Linked DNA regions of Mus musculus: region 2 is linked to region 1. A link is a loop called in an ENCODE intact Hi-C map of the cell type or tissue named here. Cell type or tissue: left cerebral cortex. All regions are shown on one strand.

The links. Hi-C counts contacts between places; a loop is a spot of excess contacts. Peaks named below come from ENCODE experiments on the same cell type or tissue, not always from the same donor. Only the 100,000 strongest peaks of a DNase experiment are listed, where the experiment ranks them.
Region 2: a loop joins it to region 1, with 7 times the contacts of the local background. A loop is called at or near these places in 38 of 42 quality-filtered maps.

Annotation. Positions count from the first base shown.
Region 1 is chr4:102,226,030-102,234,029 of GRCm38, reverse strand. It overlaps a transcript of Pde4b not described here. Among named protein-coding and RNA genes, the nearest start is that of Pde4b, 25 kb to the left of the region's middle. In left cerebral cortex, CTCF peaks have their summits at 4,927 (motif pointing left) and 7,186 (motif pointing left); DNase peaks (open chromatin) are centred at 4,658, 4,897, 7,171, 7,663 and 1 more place; H3K27ac peaks cover 1,609 bases.
Region 2 is chr4:102,652,310-102,660,309 of GRCm38, reverse strand. No RefSeq gene overlaps it. Among named protein-coding and RNA genes, the nearest start is that of Gm24869, 81 kb to the left of the region's middle. In left cerebral cortex, a CTCF peak has its summit at 3,595 (motif pointing right); a DNase peak (open chromatin) is centred at 3,604.

The DNA.
Region 1 (8,000 bases):
CATTACATTACATCTTAATATATGTAACTAAGACTTGCTTTGTCCTAATGAATTTTATGCTCTATGTCATGCATACTCAAGAAGAATGTATAGTGGGAGCAAGAAGAAAATCTATAATGTAATAAGTGTCTATGAGACTGGAACTGCTTGTTACAACACCATGAACGTCCCCTTGTATATGCACTGGAAAGATAGGAAGTTGTAAGATTTCCTGTATTGGTAAACTGCCATGTGTTCTTTGAGCTCACTGAGAAGCTGGCTCTGGAAATAGGGTCATCTATCCTGCTGTTTCAGCTACAAACATGCTTATATCATAGTGTCTTCCAAGGCTCATGTGTGTAAGGATTCTCTTTAACTCTGTGTCAAGAAGGGAAGAGAATAGCAAGTAGCCATGAGTTAAAGCACTGTGTCTTTGAGAAAAACTAGAAGGTGACACATTTCCAACAGAGGTCACACCATTGTTTAAGCCTGCACAGTGATACCTGCCCTGGTAAAGAGAACCTAGAAGATAACCATGGGAAGCTAGCTTAGCCATGGAGAGGTTTATTCAGGATCTTCAGCTGGTGGCTTTAGCTTCCCCTGTACAATTATGCTGGATAATGTAAGCAACTGATTTGGTGACATCATCTCTGCTGTTATTTGCTCTTTTATTTGGAAGTCTCACTGAAGGGGACATTTGCTCTGCCCAGTAATCTCTCTTTAAGTTGCTGCAACTGACTGCTTCGACAGAGCTGCCCTAATTAATTTCGATTGGATGGTTCAAACACACAATTTGATGATTTTTTTTTATATCAATTTATCCATCTATCCATCTATTTGCTCTCTTTTTCTAAATTCTGGCTTTCTATTGGATTAATAAATTCACTCATTCTAAACTAAACGTATGGCTATTGTAGACCATTCTTTGGAGACACTGCTCAGCTAAAACTAGATAAGGTATTTAAAAATATCATTTTGTGTCCACACTGTAAGATTAATGCAATAAAAACAGCTATATTGTGACAAGCTCTAACAATACATATTTTCATATAATTACTTTTTAATTAAAACTTGGTAACAGCATTTAATAATGTCATGTAAAAGGTAAATATAGATTGGATACTTGACTCATGTATTATCAAAATATTCTTTCCAAGGTCAGTTCACTGTGATACACTAAAAATTATGGTTGTTTATAAAATATAATGTATAAATGGAATGTTAATAAATATCTAAAGTGTAATGTGAAGCTTACTTACGATGCCATTAAAATCTAAAGAAAAAAAACAACAACCTATTTTATACCATTTAAAATCCATAAGTGTGTTTTTAGTGCTATTTATCATATCTTCCAGCTAGTAGACATTCTGCAATTTCCCAAATCAGGGTCTAATAGTTATTGTACAAATCTGTGATAAACGTTACATACTCAAACCATAACAACAATGAAATGAAAATTATTAATTTTGTCCTTCTAAATCCCTCTGTCTCATCTAAGAATCAGATAGTGACTAGAGGCTTCTCTAACAAGAGCAACTTCCCATACCTCAAAGGTCATTATTCTAGGCGATGAGTACAATCCTAGGAACCCACATGGTAGAGAACCAATTCCCTAAAGTTGTCTTTGGACCTGCTGTGGCATGCACATGCATACAATAAATAAACAAGGATGTAAATAAGTAAGTACATAGAGCCACACAAAGGAGAAGCAGAGACTGCCGACAGAACATCTGTGGCTAGAGCCCAGATCACAGACTCTCAGCTCAAACCTCATCCCATCAGGCCATTCTGTCCACAAACAGACAAGAGACACCCAGGCAAGAAAGTGTCTTTCCCTGTCAAGTGTGTGCACTCCTGATACACGCCTCTTGTGTTGGGAACTGTATTAAATCCCGGGGTAACAAGTACATAAGATGCACCTGTGGCCTAGTGGAAATGTGTTTGTGGAAAGCTTGATTCAGTACTTGGGGACCAGTGTAACTCACAACTTCCATTGTTAAAATTTTTCTTGCCAGATAAACTCTGTAAACATATTGAATTTTAGACTTCTGGGAGAAAGGGACATTCAATTTTTTAAAAAAAGGAATGAAGAAAAGAGAAGAGAAGAGAAGAGGAGAGGAGAGGAGAGGAGAGGAGAGGAGAGGAGAGGAGAGGAGAGGAGAGGAGAGGAGAAGAGAAGAGAAGAGAAGAGAAGAGAAGAGAAGAGAAGAGAAGAGAAGAGAAGAGAAGAGAAGAGAAGAGGCCCAATCATGTCCTTGGAACTGTTCATCACCATTTTGTTTTTAGGCCTGTGAAAGTGGGTAATGTGATTTGTTTTTTCTTTATAAAATGTGTCTGTGTTTATCCCAAAGAGGCATCCCTTTGCACTGCGTTCACTCTGACAACAGTACATGCTTTGTGACTCTTTGAGAAAAGATCCCGCACCAATCTCTCTTAAGTCTTGTAACCACAGATCAGGCAATGCTGATCTAATTAATTGGACAGTCAAAGCTTTGTTCTCCCTGTTCTGCAGAGGGCTAGGATACCTTTACTTTCTGAGCAAGCATCAATTCACGTTGCCCCGGCTGTTCTCATTCCTCCAGGTTTCCCTGCTCACCTTCCAAAGCCTATCTCTAAATAAAAGTATAGAAACTTCATGTCTTATCTTCTATGCCCCTACTAAAAAATATAGCACATACATTTATAATTTGTAGAAAATTATGTAAGACTGTCCCTTTAAGAGTGAGCTCATCTGAACAGAACACAATGGAAACTTGTGAGGTTACTAATTTCTGGCAATGCCTTGTCTCCATTTTTCCTGTTGTTGTTTTTGCTGTAGGACATGCACTTCTCAAGTTAGTTTGTTTGTTGAGGTTTTTTTTGCTGTTGTTGTTTGGGTCACTTTTCTTTGTACAATGTTCAAGAGATGACTAAGTTGTGGAAGGGCCGAGATGTCATTTTCCTCTGTGGGAATGCTATTTATAGCTACAAGTTGTCTCTTGGCTTCCTCTAAGGGTCCACTGCTATCTGCAACAACAAGCATTAGGTCAATACATCTTTGACTGAACCCTCCCCCATGGCTGTCTACTATGGCTCTCCCTCCCTAGATACCTTACCCTGGGCTGCCTCTGGTTCCAAGACACTTCTGTATCATATCCTAAGTCAGTACTCTGCCCTCTCTGGGCTCTAGAGCACTCTCCTGAATTTTGAAATTCCTGGTATTATCATAACATTTTACAGCTTATTTTAACTTAAGAGTGATATAGTCTTGACACATTTTCATAGCAGTGAATATTATTTAAAAATATGGCTTTAAATGGCTGACTAGCCTATCATGTGGCTTTGAATTAAATACATTTATTGGAAATGTAGAACCCAATTAAAAACTTGGCTGAGGCAAAAGAAGTGGAAACCAATTGAAATAGAACCTACAGACCTCCTGCCCCAGTTTGTTGTTTAGACCCTATAGTACTTCAGTCTGGTTCTTATCTTCCCTTGCTCTAGATTTCTATTTCAGTGGATCCCCCCTAATCGGTTTCCAGAGTATCTCAAATGACTTCTTGAACATCCACTGTGGGTAACCTGCTTGCTTTGAGTACCTGCATGGAATAGCAAATCTCAGTACTTGCTCCAGGCTTGAAAGAGAAAATGTTATCCAGTCACACGGTCTATGTTTAAGATAACTCCCATAAGGCAAACGTCCCTTAGTACATTTGGGTCAAGTTTCCACCTCTGCCCAATCAGGCATCGCTGGAAGGCATCTGACATTGCAGAAGCAGACCTCCCTATGCAGTAGAGAAGGGGCAAACTCTGATATTGTCTGTTACAGACACTCAGTCACAACTAACTGCAGACCAATTCCTGTGTACTCCGTGCTCATCTGAGCTCCCATGCCTCTGTTTCTGCAAGTCGATGCTCTTTCTGCCTCCACTGTCATCCTCCTCCCTAAATGAAACCAAGCCTTTCCTTCATGGTGCACAGTACACAGAATCCCTCTTAGAGACTCGAGGAGCCGCACCGCATGCTTATGCATTTTCATCCCTGGGATGACCCTGCACCTGCACTTGGAAATGAAAGTACCACATAACCAGCTCACTGTGGGTGTTGCCGAAAGAGAGCTGCTGTTAAAGTCTCTGAACGACAGCAAGCGGTTACATTTACTTGTCAAGGTTGTAGGGTTGAACCTAGCAGATAGCAAAGTACTCTGGAAGTACTAATTACTATCATTAATCTGATTATGAATGCCGATTAAGGAAGAACTATAAAATTATAATTTTATAATAAATATTATCTCTCAAGAGGCAGCGAATTATATAGAAACCTCCTACAGTTGGCATGGACTGTCCTGACCTCCTCTCTGTTTTACAAACATGTCAAGCACACTCCTTCATTTGAAAGCCCTTGACTTTCTGGTCCCTTTTACTTTTGTGAGTCTCTCAGTGGCTCATTAATTACCTCATCTAGATCTCTGCTCAGTTTTTACCTCCTCGAAGGCAGCTTTCTGTGTCTCTCCAGAAAGTGGCTCTCCCTAATCTCTAACCTGCAGGCTTTATTTTTCCTTGGCAATCATTATACTTTCTCCATACGGCTGGTATGTTCTACATATGCCATCTTGGCAGAGAAGCTTTGGGACAAAACATTAGTCTCTCTTTTTCTCATCACTCAGTCTGTAGTGCCTGTAACGGTATATTTTGTATGCCCTTAACAACAGCAGCTACTTCCCTAGTGCATCCAAATACCCAATCGACGCTTGCTGAGTTGAGATAACTAGGTAAATCAAAAGTGCAGGCAGCTCTGAACTGGAAGCTTCCCTCAGAGTGAGGAAGGAGTGACTGCAAGGACTCCATGATTTCACAGAGCTTCAGTTTGTGAAGTCTGTTCAGTAGATTTTTTTTTTTTTTTTTTTTTTTTTTTTGGTTTCTTCTTCCCTAACTTCAAGCTTTCTAGAGACACCTAGTGGCCTCCGGGGACACTGCTCAAAGTTGCAGAAGGCTTTTGAGTGGAGTTTGGGGGCACTTTGTTTAAAATATTCTCAAAATATTTCTGTCAGTCGGTCTGTCCATCTGTCTGTCTGTCTCTCTCACTCTCTTGCTCTGTATGTGCCTGTCTCTCTTTATCTGTCTATCTCTCTGTGTAAGTGTACATGTGTGTAAAATATATGCATATTCACATATATACACAAATATATCCTTCACAGTCCTGAGAAACAACATTTATTTTTACCTTTATTTCCCTTAAAGATGACAATTTTGAGTTTGAGGAAGTTTGTTCAATGCCCCAAAACCAGAAAACAGTAATGAGAGACTAAAATCTGAAGTGGAAACTTTAAAGGGTTTTTGGAAAATCATTCACGTTGAATGGTGTTTTGCTGGGGCAAACACATGAAGGGACGTTTCATTAAAGTGGATACACATGAAAGGCTAAGGCAGACTCGTGAAGGAACGTTTCACTGAAGCAGACACAGGAGAGAGGATGTTCTGCTAAAGCAAGCACATGAAAGGACACGTGATGAAGGATTCTTTGCTAACAACACACATGTATTGGTCCATCTTACATTGCATAGTTGAACTGCATTTGTCAGGATACCATACAGAGAAATACACCAAAAAAGTTCTGGTGGTATGCTACAGTTTATTGCTACTTCTTTGGACTCAGGCTGATTGGGAAAGTGATGTCAGCTGAGACAGACTCACATGCTGAGGCAAAACTCATGGAGGACACAGGAGGTTTGGAGGACGTATAAAGAGGACTCAACCACCAGTGACAGAGGCAGAGCTAGGCTTGCTTATGGAGCTAGCTTGTGCAACCCTTGTTGGTCTCTAGTCTGCACTGATCTTTACTGAGAGAGGCACAGCCAAGAACTTCTCCTGATGTTCCTCCTGGTCCCTCTTGTTGACTTGTGCCAGGCGGAGGCCTGGCTATCTCTGCTAGATCACATCACTGCTGTTGCTAACCCAATTCTGCCAAGCTGGACTGCTGGTGTATCTGTGAAATGTTTGCAAATGGATCAAGCTGCTGCTGCTGACCTGTGAACTGAACTGCGGATTTCCAAACAATACAGACGGGAGTTGCTCCAAAGAACCCTTCTTAAACAGGTCCACTTCCCGGGTATCCTTTCTTTTCCACTATCTCTGGAGGGTGGTGAGCTAGAAAGGAGTTTAAATCGTTTAAGAACCACCGTTAAAAATAGATCTTAAAAAAATTAAAGTTACAAGCAAGTACCCCACTCAAGTTCTTGATTCAAGGGAACAGTGGGACTGTAGCTCTGAAAAGGTACAGCAGTCTTCCGGGATCATCTGCAAAGTTCTCTTGAGGTCAGCATTCCAGGCCCTGAGAAAAGACATAAGTAGTGCACCCATGGATGCAGTAATAAAATACGGCACACGTGATGCATCATATTATGCTTAGGGAAGCCAAAGCCATGAACTCGATGTATTAGAAGATGGGGACTTTTGAATGAATCACATTACTGTCTCATTCAGTCATTGAATTCAGACCTATACTGATGGTGGAGAGGCAGTGTGGAGTAGTGGGGAAAGCATGTCTTTTGGTCACCGGTGCTGCACTGAGATGAACGTCAAGAGATGAACGAGCCAAGTTCCTGCCTTCCTTCCCATCCCTAAAAATGAAGAAAATAATATCTACTTTTCAAAAGTTTTCTAAACCATAAGTAAGGCTGAATCTTCTAGGATAATAGTAACCTACAACAGTACTTATTATTGCTAATATTGAATCTCTACACCACACCTTCAAATAAATTCTTTCCTTGGAACCTGCCAGAATACCTGGCCGCCGTTTTCGGCTCTTGCTGACACGTGTGACATATCTGATAGGAAGCTCAGTCGCACTGTGAGTTGCTCATCCTGGATGTTCAAGCAGCCCACCTCCCCTCTACGTCCCCGGAGCATAATTGAAAAGTGCAATCTAAGCGAATACTATAAAACACAGGCATACCTAGTCATCTGCTTAGAACTGGACAATTGTTACAGTCAGGAACAATAAAGCAAACCTGAAATGTGAATAAAAGCTCATCAAAGGGTAATGCTTTAGCATTGTGTATGAAAATGAATGTCATGTAAGTGATGAATAGCCCCTGCATTTAAAGACACACACACACACACACACACACACACACACACACACACAACTTTGTTGAGGCTCTAGGAAATAAACAGTGCAACCATGCTGCCCTCTAGTGTTGGAAAATAAAACAGGCAAACACTTTATTTGCTTATCTATCTACATAATTACAAAGGTAACTTTTTCCAGATGAAGTACTGAACAGCATGCTCACAATCAGAAGTGGGATCCAAGAGTCAAAAGCATCAGTGATACAAACATCACAAGAGTTATCTGCCTCTCATTTGTCAGCTTACCCCATGCCTAGAGAAACCATCCTAGAACCATTTTAATTACTCGCAGGCATGGCTTTATAGTGTTTTGAAGACAGCTGGCTTGAAATTACCATCATAGAGGGCACATGTACATCATATTTATTGCTAATGCAGATGCAATGAGTTTACTTAAATGGGGGGATGAATGCATAAAATCCAGAAGGACTGGGAGTCTCTGCTCATAGATACTGTGCCCACTGCAATCTTCCTCTCCATACCATTGCTGAGACTAAAGGAGTAGGATGTAGGTTCTTCACACCCATCATCGCATGCACTTACTGTGAGGAACGTGCTACTGAAGGCAGTCCCTGATGGAAGAATCTGGAAGCAAACATCCAGGCTGATTGAGTGGACCAGGCATGTCTATTTATTTTCTAACACTGTTCACAGCTCTGGAGGACAGACGTCTGAAATGGAAGCATCCACAAGGCCAAGACTCTCTGAAAATTCTGGAAACTCCTTTACTGCCTCTGCCTAGCTCCTGGTGCTGCCCATGGACCTTTGGTACCTATTGCAGTATCTGTGCCACTCCTGTCTCTGCCTTGATCATCAGAACATATGCCTTGATCACAGAACATACGCCTTTCCATGTGTCTGACCCTCTGCGTGGCACCCCCCCCCCATTTAAACAGTTATCCTATCAGATTA
Region 2 (8,000 bases), 430 kb before region 1:
ATGTAATTTGTTAAAATGCAGATATTAAGAAGTAAGATGCACCCCCACATGACTCCTGCCCTTCAAGAGGAGCTGAGGCACAGCCGCAAGCTCACAGGGAGAAAAAGCCACACGATGATGAAGGCAGCGGTCAGAGTGGTAGAAATTTCCAGTAATGTTGGAAACCAGGAAAAGCACACAGAATTTAATATTCTCTATGGCTTACAGGGAAGAATATGGTCTGTTCATAACTTGGCTTCTAGTTTCAACATAATACCATAACTTTCTATCATTTTAAGCTATCCAGCTTGTGGCATTTTGTTATAGTACTTTTAGGAAACCATGGTAGCTCAGGATTTATTGCCCCTGAAAGTACTCATTGATATATTGCTAGGTAGTTATTGTAAGAAATTATAGATGTAGTGGTAGTAAGGTGACTTCACATTTATAAAGGAGATTCTTCTAATTACAGGTCCCTCTGCTGAGAAGAACTGCTCCTCAAAGGGTGTTTATCACTTTAGAGACTCTTAGCTGCTAACATGCCAGTCTTTATTCACCACATATGTTCTTATCCCAAACATACACTCAATATGCATATACAGCCTGACGCCGCCGCCTCCAGACTGAGTCTCATGCTTAGATGGCACTGCTGTGTGTGTAATTTGGGTTTCTTCTTTCAAGCTGTTTTATGTTTATTTTGATTCGTAACTCATCTGAAGGTCCTAAGAAGGTACATAAAATTTATATGACCCTACACAGTGTACACTAACAGCTGTTTATGTAGAGCTTTGCAAACAAAAAAAGGAAAATGTACCAGGGACCCATAATCTGACATGCCAGAGCCCACCGCTATGGACTATATTCTTTCCATGTCTCTTGCTCCCTCCAAAGGCCAGTCTAACAACTTCTACCTTTTAAACACATCCACAGATCTATATTCTTATATTTTTCTGTTGTTTGGTGAGTCCCAGGTTTCCTGGGATCTGCTGTAAAGATAAGGACATAATTCATCAAACTCAGAGTTCCGCTGTCCTCACCCTTACATTCCTCATGCAAGCTCATTGTTGAGAAGTTACCTTCTTAACCCCCACATCACTTTGTCCCTTTGCATGTGTGCAACCAGCTTCCTCTGACGGGACTCTAACAATGCTCATATTTGTTCCCTCCATCTATGCCTCTAAGTCATATATTCATACATACAATTATTGGTCCCCCTAATGTGCAGAGTATCGAGTGCACACATCAAAGTATGCACTTGGACATAATAAGTGCTTTGAGTAAAGAATGATTATAGTCTCTCTGACCCCCCCCCCTAACTTTCCTGTCCATCACTCAAAGGGAGCCGAATCAGAAGAAAAAGCCTTCTCTGAAGATCTGCCCAAAAATAACTCTCTGCAAAGGGAGCATGGTCTCCATATAATCCCTCTTTAAAATCCTACCCACAAAAGAAGATGGATTCACAAAAGAAGGCCAATGCTACATTGTTACAGGTTACATCCCAGGGCTTCTCCAAAACAGGGTTGGTTGCCCAAGAGACTTCTGCACGGCAAGGCAATCTTCAGCATTCCCACTTCCTCATCGTGCACTTGCATAACTTGTAGCTATTTCTCTGCTAGAATGCCTAAGCCCACTCTGTTTTGTAACTAGAAACCTTTTTAAAAACTTCAGTCAGGCTGGGAATTCCTTGAGTCTTATAATCCCCACACTCACATCTATAAGTCACATAATTCAGTGTCAATATATTTCATAGACTCCATCTTTGAGCCTTTGGAGGGCCCAGAGAGAGTTTATCTCATCCCTATACCACTTGAGCTTTGTGAGAGGTAGCTCCTTTAAGTTGCTTTCCAATTCTATAATTGTGTCTTCAGCTCTGCTCTCTCTGTTGGCTCATTCATTTATTTGTATTTGTAATCTATAAGTTTTATGTAGCTCTTTCTAGAATTTGCCTTGATGTTTTTATATTTTTCTTGTCTTTTTTTTTTTTTTTGCTAGTATTATCTACTCTTTTTTTTTTAATCTCTTTTACTCTTTTACACATGACTTTTGAACTCTTTATCAGGACATTCTCATATCTGTGGGTTTTGAGATTGTCCAGATTTTCATTTCTTTCTCTCTGTATTTCTTGTGTTTATTTAATTAAGCTGTTGACTACACTATTGGATCTAAGTTGTATGATCTAAAACCCTAGTTGGGTGGCAATTGCAGAGTGACATCAATACTTAGTTCCAGGCAGTCAAGCCTCCTCAGGCTCACTGATAACTCACAATGCATTAGTCTGTAACTGTCACTATTTAGTTCATAGATTTATTTTCCTTCACTCCCACAAATGCATCAATACACTAAAATCATGTCTATTATATTAACATAACTATTCATTTGATGATATTTCACCTGGAAGGTCCTATAAAATACACCCTTTTCCTCATATACCATTCTCCCAGAAGTTGATATATATATATGTGTGTGTGTGTGTGTGTGTGTGTGTACCTTTGACAAGTTAAAGGTTAAGGATTTTGATAGTCTAGAATCCTAAGGAATTTTGCCTCCATGTTCTAGAAGGGTAAGACACCTTCTAGTTCTCTAAGGCCATTCCCTCCACACTCTATTTTTCCAGTAAGAGAAACAAAGGCTAGGGATAAAATAACACTTCCATTATAAACAATGAATACTTATTCCAAATTACTTCAGCAATTGAAAAACAAAGACATGATTAGAACTTTGTACTGGAAAGCAAGACATTTTTTTTTTCTCAGTTTAATCTGGAAGTTTGTGAATTAGAGTCAGAAACACATCCAAAGGCGACATCAAAGAGGAAGCTGTCTTAACAGCTGGCTGTGTGGCCCGTACAGGTCACCCAGGGTGACAGGCAAGGGCGCCTTCTCCGCGTTTTAGGAACAAAACATAATCTCACCCATCGCAAGTGTGGTTGCCACTTAGAAAATAGAATCATAATAAAGAGGAAGTAAAGAAGTTTGGCTTATTGTCTGCTGTTCTGGACTTGGACATATGGTTTCTCTTCAGGCACCATACTTTGTGCTTTTTAATCACTGATGTTTTCTCCAACAGTATGTGGGTTATTTGCCTATAATCTTAGTATTGGGAGGTCCAGGCAGGAAGATTGCCAGGTTGAGGTCAGCTTGGGATGCATAATGAGGTCAGTGCCAGACTGAGTCACATAGCAACACCTTGATCCCCAACACTCCAAATCTGAGGATGCAGCTCAGTGAGTAGAGTGCTTGCCTTGCATGTCCATAGCTCTGGGTCTGATCTCGACTGCCAGATAAAGAAAAAAAACAAAAGAAAAATAACAACAGAAGGTAAAATGAAGAGCCAGAATTAGCACTCAGGAATTAGCTTTCTCAGACTGCTGTCAACTGGGGGTTCATCATCCAGGAAGGTTTTTCAAAGCTCTCTCCCCCCTCAAAAAATACTCACATACAGACACTAGGCTTTAAGTCTGTACGTTTTAAGACTCTGAGATGATGAGGTCACTGTGGGTCATAGAAGAAGGAAGGAGAAGAATCTGTCTTCTCGGAACTGAAGACAGAATTAAAAATAAAGACAGGACACAAGAACCATTTTTAGGTGCAATATTGCTTTTCTGCCACTGGATGGTGGTGTAAAACCACTCATGCACACAGAAACAAGGGCTTCCTTTCCGGCCTGCCAAGCAGGTTCACTTTGGTCTTAATTTTTACAAACAACCTCAGTGTGGATGCTATACAGTTTCTCCTTTCTGAGCAAAGTTAGATCCATTTTCAAAGTTTTGCAGTGACATGCCTCCTAAAGTCAGGTCCACACTGAGGTGGTTTATCAGCCCTGACACTAGGAAGACAGACGTATCTATAGAATAAGTTTTCTCGGTTTTGACCAGGGTGGTAGTATAAATTAATTATTAGAAAACAAGGAAACCAGTGACTCTCAGATTTGGGTCCATTCTTAATAAACTCATGCATGATTTTTCTTAAGTAGAAATATTCAAACTTGACTATCAACAAGCCAAGAAATCTTCAGAGACCATTCTAAGCATCAAGGTGGGATGTTAGTGGTGGCAGTGGTATGTGAGCGTGTGTCTGGATGTGTAATGAATGTGTTTTGTATGTGAGTATGGTGTGGGTGTATGGATGTCTGTGTCTCTGTGTGTGTACATGTGTTGTATATGTGTATATATGTATGGTATGCGAGTATGGTATGGGTATATGGAGGTGTGTGTGTGTTGTATATGTGTATATGTGTGTGTTATGTGAGTGTGGTGTGGAGGTGTGGGTATGTGAGTTAGTGGTTGGATGACAAGTATGTGAAAGGGGAATGAAAGCAAAACCACGTCTTTCATTTATTTTGAAATTCAGTTCTTCTATGTTGGGGTGGGGTCTGTTCTAGTTTTCTTCTTGGAAAAGTAATTGTTCATTAGAAGAAGACTTAAGCAAGCTATGCAGCTCAGTTTCCCTGCTGCCCCCTCCAGCTCTTACTTTTGTAGTTCTAAGCTCCCTAGCTACATGGCTGAATTTTTCTCTCTTGCCTGCTCACAGGCATACCATGAGGCTGTGGGGTTCCAGACCAGCCTAAAATCAGCAATCTGTGGCTTCGTGCTCACCTGAAACCCTTCTTCGTTTGCTCTTTTTGGTTCTGTCTTCTTGCTGTCACTATTAACTGTGGCTTCTTGACCCAAATCAAGTCACCACGCCAGGCAAGCGCTTTTGGGGAAGGACTGGAGAGACCCAGAGATTACATGGGACTAGGTGTAATTATAGAGAAGAAAATACGGTCTTCTTACAGAGAGCAAGAGGAAGTACGCAGACAGATCCTGAATGTCAAGGCCCTTGAGTGAGAACTCACCACGCTAGGGCAGGCTGTGCACAGAGGCAGGAACAAAATGCACAGAGAAGGGGGCAGAGAGCAAGTGAGAAGATGATGGGAAACTATCAAGTATGTTCTGAGAGTTCATTATGTGCTGACTCTGGGGACATAGAGAGGTCTGTAATAAAATCTCGGGAGATGAGAGGCAAATGTATAATTGGAAGGCTACCAGTTTATCCACAACTGTTTTGAGAGTAAAAGGGATAAAATACTAGGACAAGTCGGAAGAAGCCTAATGCTGGCTGGTTTGAAAGGCTTCCTGGAGGTGCTGACACCACCCAGAGACTAAAGTCACGTTTGTTTGTTGCCTGAAAGTGCTTATGACACATCAAGGGCCCATTTTCACCACTCACCTTTACCTCTAGACCTATAACCTAGGTTTGGTTATAGTATTAGACCTACAACCAGACCTAGAGCTCACTGGGACCCTAGAAGTAAGGAACAGAGTGCAACCAATGAGGAGATGCATTATACCCTTAAAGAACTTGACTTTTTTAATTCACACAAACAGACATGTGGAGAATATTTGTGGGAATGAGTATCAAGCACGTGGGAGGATGATGGAAGAAACACAGGCTGGATCAGTTTGTTGATACATGAGCAGTGAGCAGAGAGTTCCAGTTTTACTGATGCAGCAGACATAGTTTTAAAAGGGGCTAAGAGTTTATATGTTTGACTTAAAGACTGCATCAAAAGACGGGTACTATGAAAGAATTGAGCATGACTGACATGTCTTGGCTTAAGGTTGATCATGGGATTCAAAGGCTCAGAAACGATAGAATGATGGACAGGATTTGCTATTTGAAGCCTATTTTCCACAGTACGAGGGCCCAAAAGATGTCTTGTTGATAAAAGGATAGAAAACAGATTTGTGGGCTGGGAGACAGGTCACTCAGGAAAGCACTTAGCATGGAAGCATTCATTGTTTAATCACCGGAAACTATATTTATGTGTGCCACGGCATGCAACTTACAATCTTAGCACTGGGGAAGTGGAGACAGGCAGATCCCAGAAGTGTACTGACCAGTCATCCTATACTAATCGATGAGTTCTAGGCCAACCAAAAGACTTTCTCTTAAATAGCAAAGTTGCTGAGGAATAATAGCCCTCCCCCCAATCATGCACATTGTATGACAAAACTTTTTTTCTAGAAGACCAACACACATCTACTCATCATAGACAGGAAGCCCATGACAAAGAAAGTATAGATATCAGCAAAGTCCAACTTTGTGAACTAAGTTTTACTATGATTACTTATAGGAATATGGGGGGTACTTACAGGAGCAGAAATAACTCAAAAACAGCAGTGTCACCAAAGCCTATCCGAGGATGGGTAACAACTCAGGAATACTGGGGATCTGGATCACATTGCATAGATGTAGGCAGCTCAAAAGACTGGAGAGTGTTCTTACCAAGTGACTCCATTGGTCTAAACCTCTTCCAGGCAGCATGGCTAGTTTCTGCTTCTTCTAGGTATCCAGTCTGATCTCAGAGTCTTCCTTGTGGCTTCGATTGTCTGACAGTGACTTTCAACAGTTTCTATTCCTTACTCTGAGAAGGAAGGGCCTAGTGAACCCAGTCAGTTTTAGGGACTTCCTAAACTGTATTTAGTTGTTTGTCTTCTGCCTTAAGGAAGTCTCTTGCAGGATGGAATGTTTCAATCTTAGAGGAAAATGTTACACAACATACCCACACCAAAAAGAATAGAAGAAATTGATAATGTTATAGCATAAGCAGTGTTGAAAAGAAAAAAAAAGAAACTCATAAGATGAGTACCAGGCTGTATCTAAAGAGCTCATTACTACTGCTTAATACTTTTGGTGTATGCCAGACATTTCTAGTGGGGTGCTGCAGCTGCCTATTTCAATAATTAAAATATCATGGCATGATTAGGAACCTAGATTAGCAAGGGCTGAGTTGGCAGTGTGAATGTTACAACACAGGCAAAGTCATGTTTATAATGGTTTGACATATGTATACCTTTGGCATTAGTTAGTCACAGTGCTCTGAGAAATGAAATAGATATGAAGGATACTAAGTTAGTCCTTGCTTGATCTGCAGAAGTAGAAAATTCCAGAATGGGTGAATAACAAAAGTTATCCCGAATTATAGCAAAAGAAAAATCATGGCCCATCAATAAATTTCCTGATTTGGACAAGTTTACAGACTCAAAACCATTCAAATAAAGAGTATGGCATGTCTTTTTCAAGAGGGACCTTGCTGCAATTACTATAAGTTTTATTACAACCCTTTTAAAAGTAAAGAGCCATACAGTATTTTTCTAGAGTAACTGTGTGGAAAATAAATAAGACCTTTGGGAACCTGTTGAACATGAGCTCTGCATGGGCATTGATTCTGGAACACCACAAAAAGGTCCTCCAGGTAGGGCTTATGGAGGTCAAATGATCAATGGAACCTCAGAGAACATCAGATTCATGGTATGTCCCCAAACTCAGTCTGTGGCTACTTCTCCAGTATAGACTGCATACTAGTGATAAAAAATATCAGAAAATGCACATTGGTTCATCCACCTGTGAAATAAGAGTTGAAAGTCAATGGAAAACATTAGACCTTCCCTTTACATGGAAGATAACGAACACAAAAAAAATCTTGCATCCCTGGAAGGATTTTAGAGATTAATGTCACCAGCAAGGCCTTGAAAGATGGAGGGATGGTAATTTCCACTGGACCTCCTTTTAGCTCTCCTGTAAGGCCTGAGTGGAAGACCAATAGGTCATGGAGAATGACAGCTGATTATCAAGTAATGACTCTGATTACAGTTGCTGCACCAGATGTGGTTTCACTATTTGAGCAGATTACCATATCTTCTGGTACCTGTGTGCCTTTATTCAACATCTTTCAAATGTATTTTTCTCCATATTTGTCCATAAGAACCACCAAACAATTTTCTTTCATTTACCAAGGCCAGCAGTACATCTTTATCGGTTTACCTTGAGGTGATATTAATTCTCCAGCCTGTGTTATACTTGGTTCACAGGGATATTGAGTGCTTTTTTTTTTTTAATCACAGTAGTATATTATACTGTTGGCATTATGTTGACTGGACCAAACTAGTGGGAGGTAGCAACAACTCTTGACTTTTTGGTAAAGTATGTATATTGAAGGATGAGAAATAATTCCAGCCAAAATCCAAGAGTGCTCTA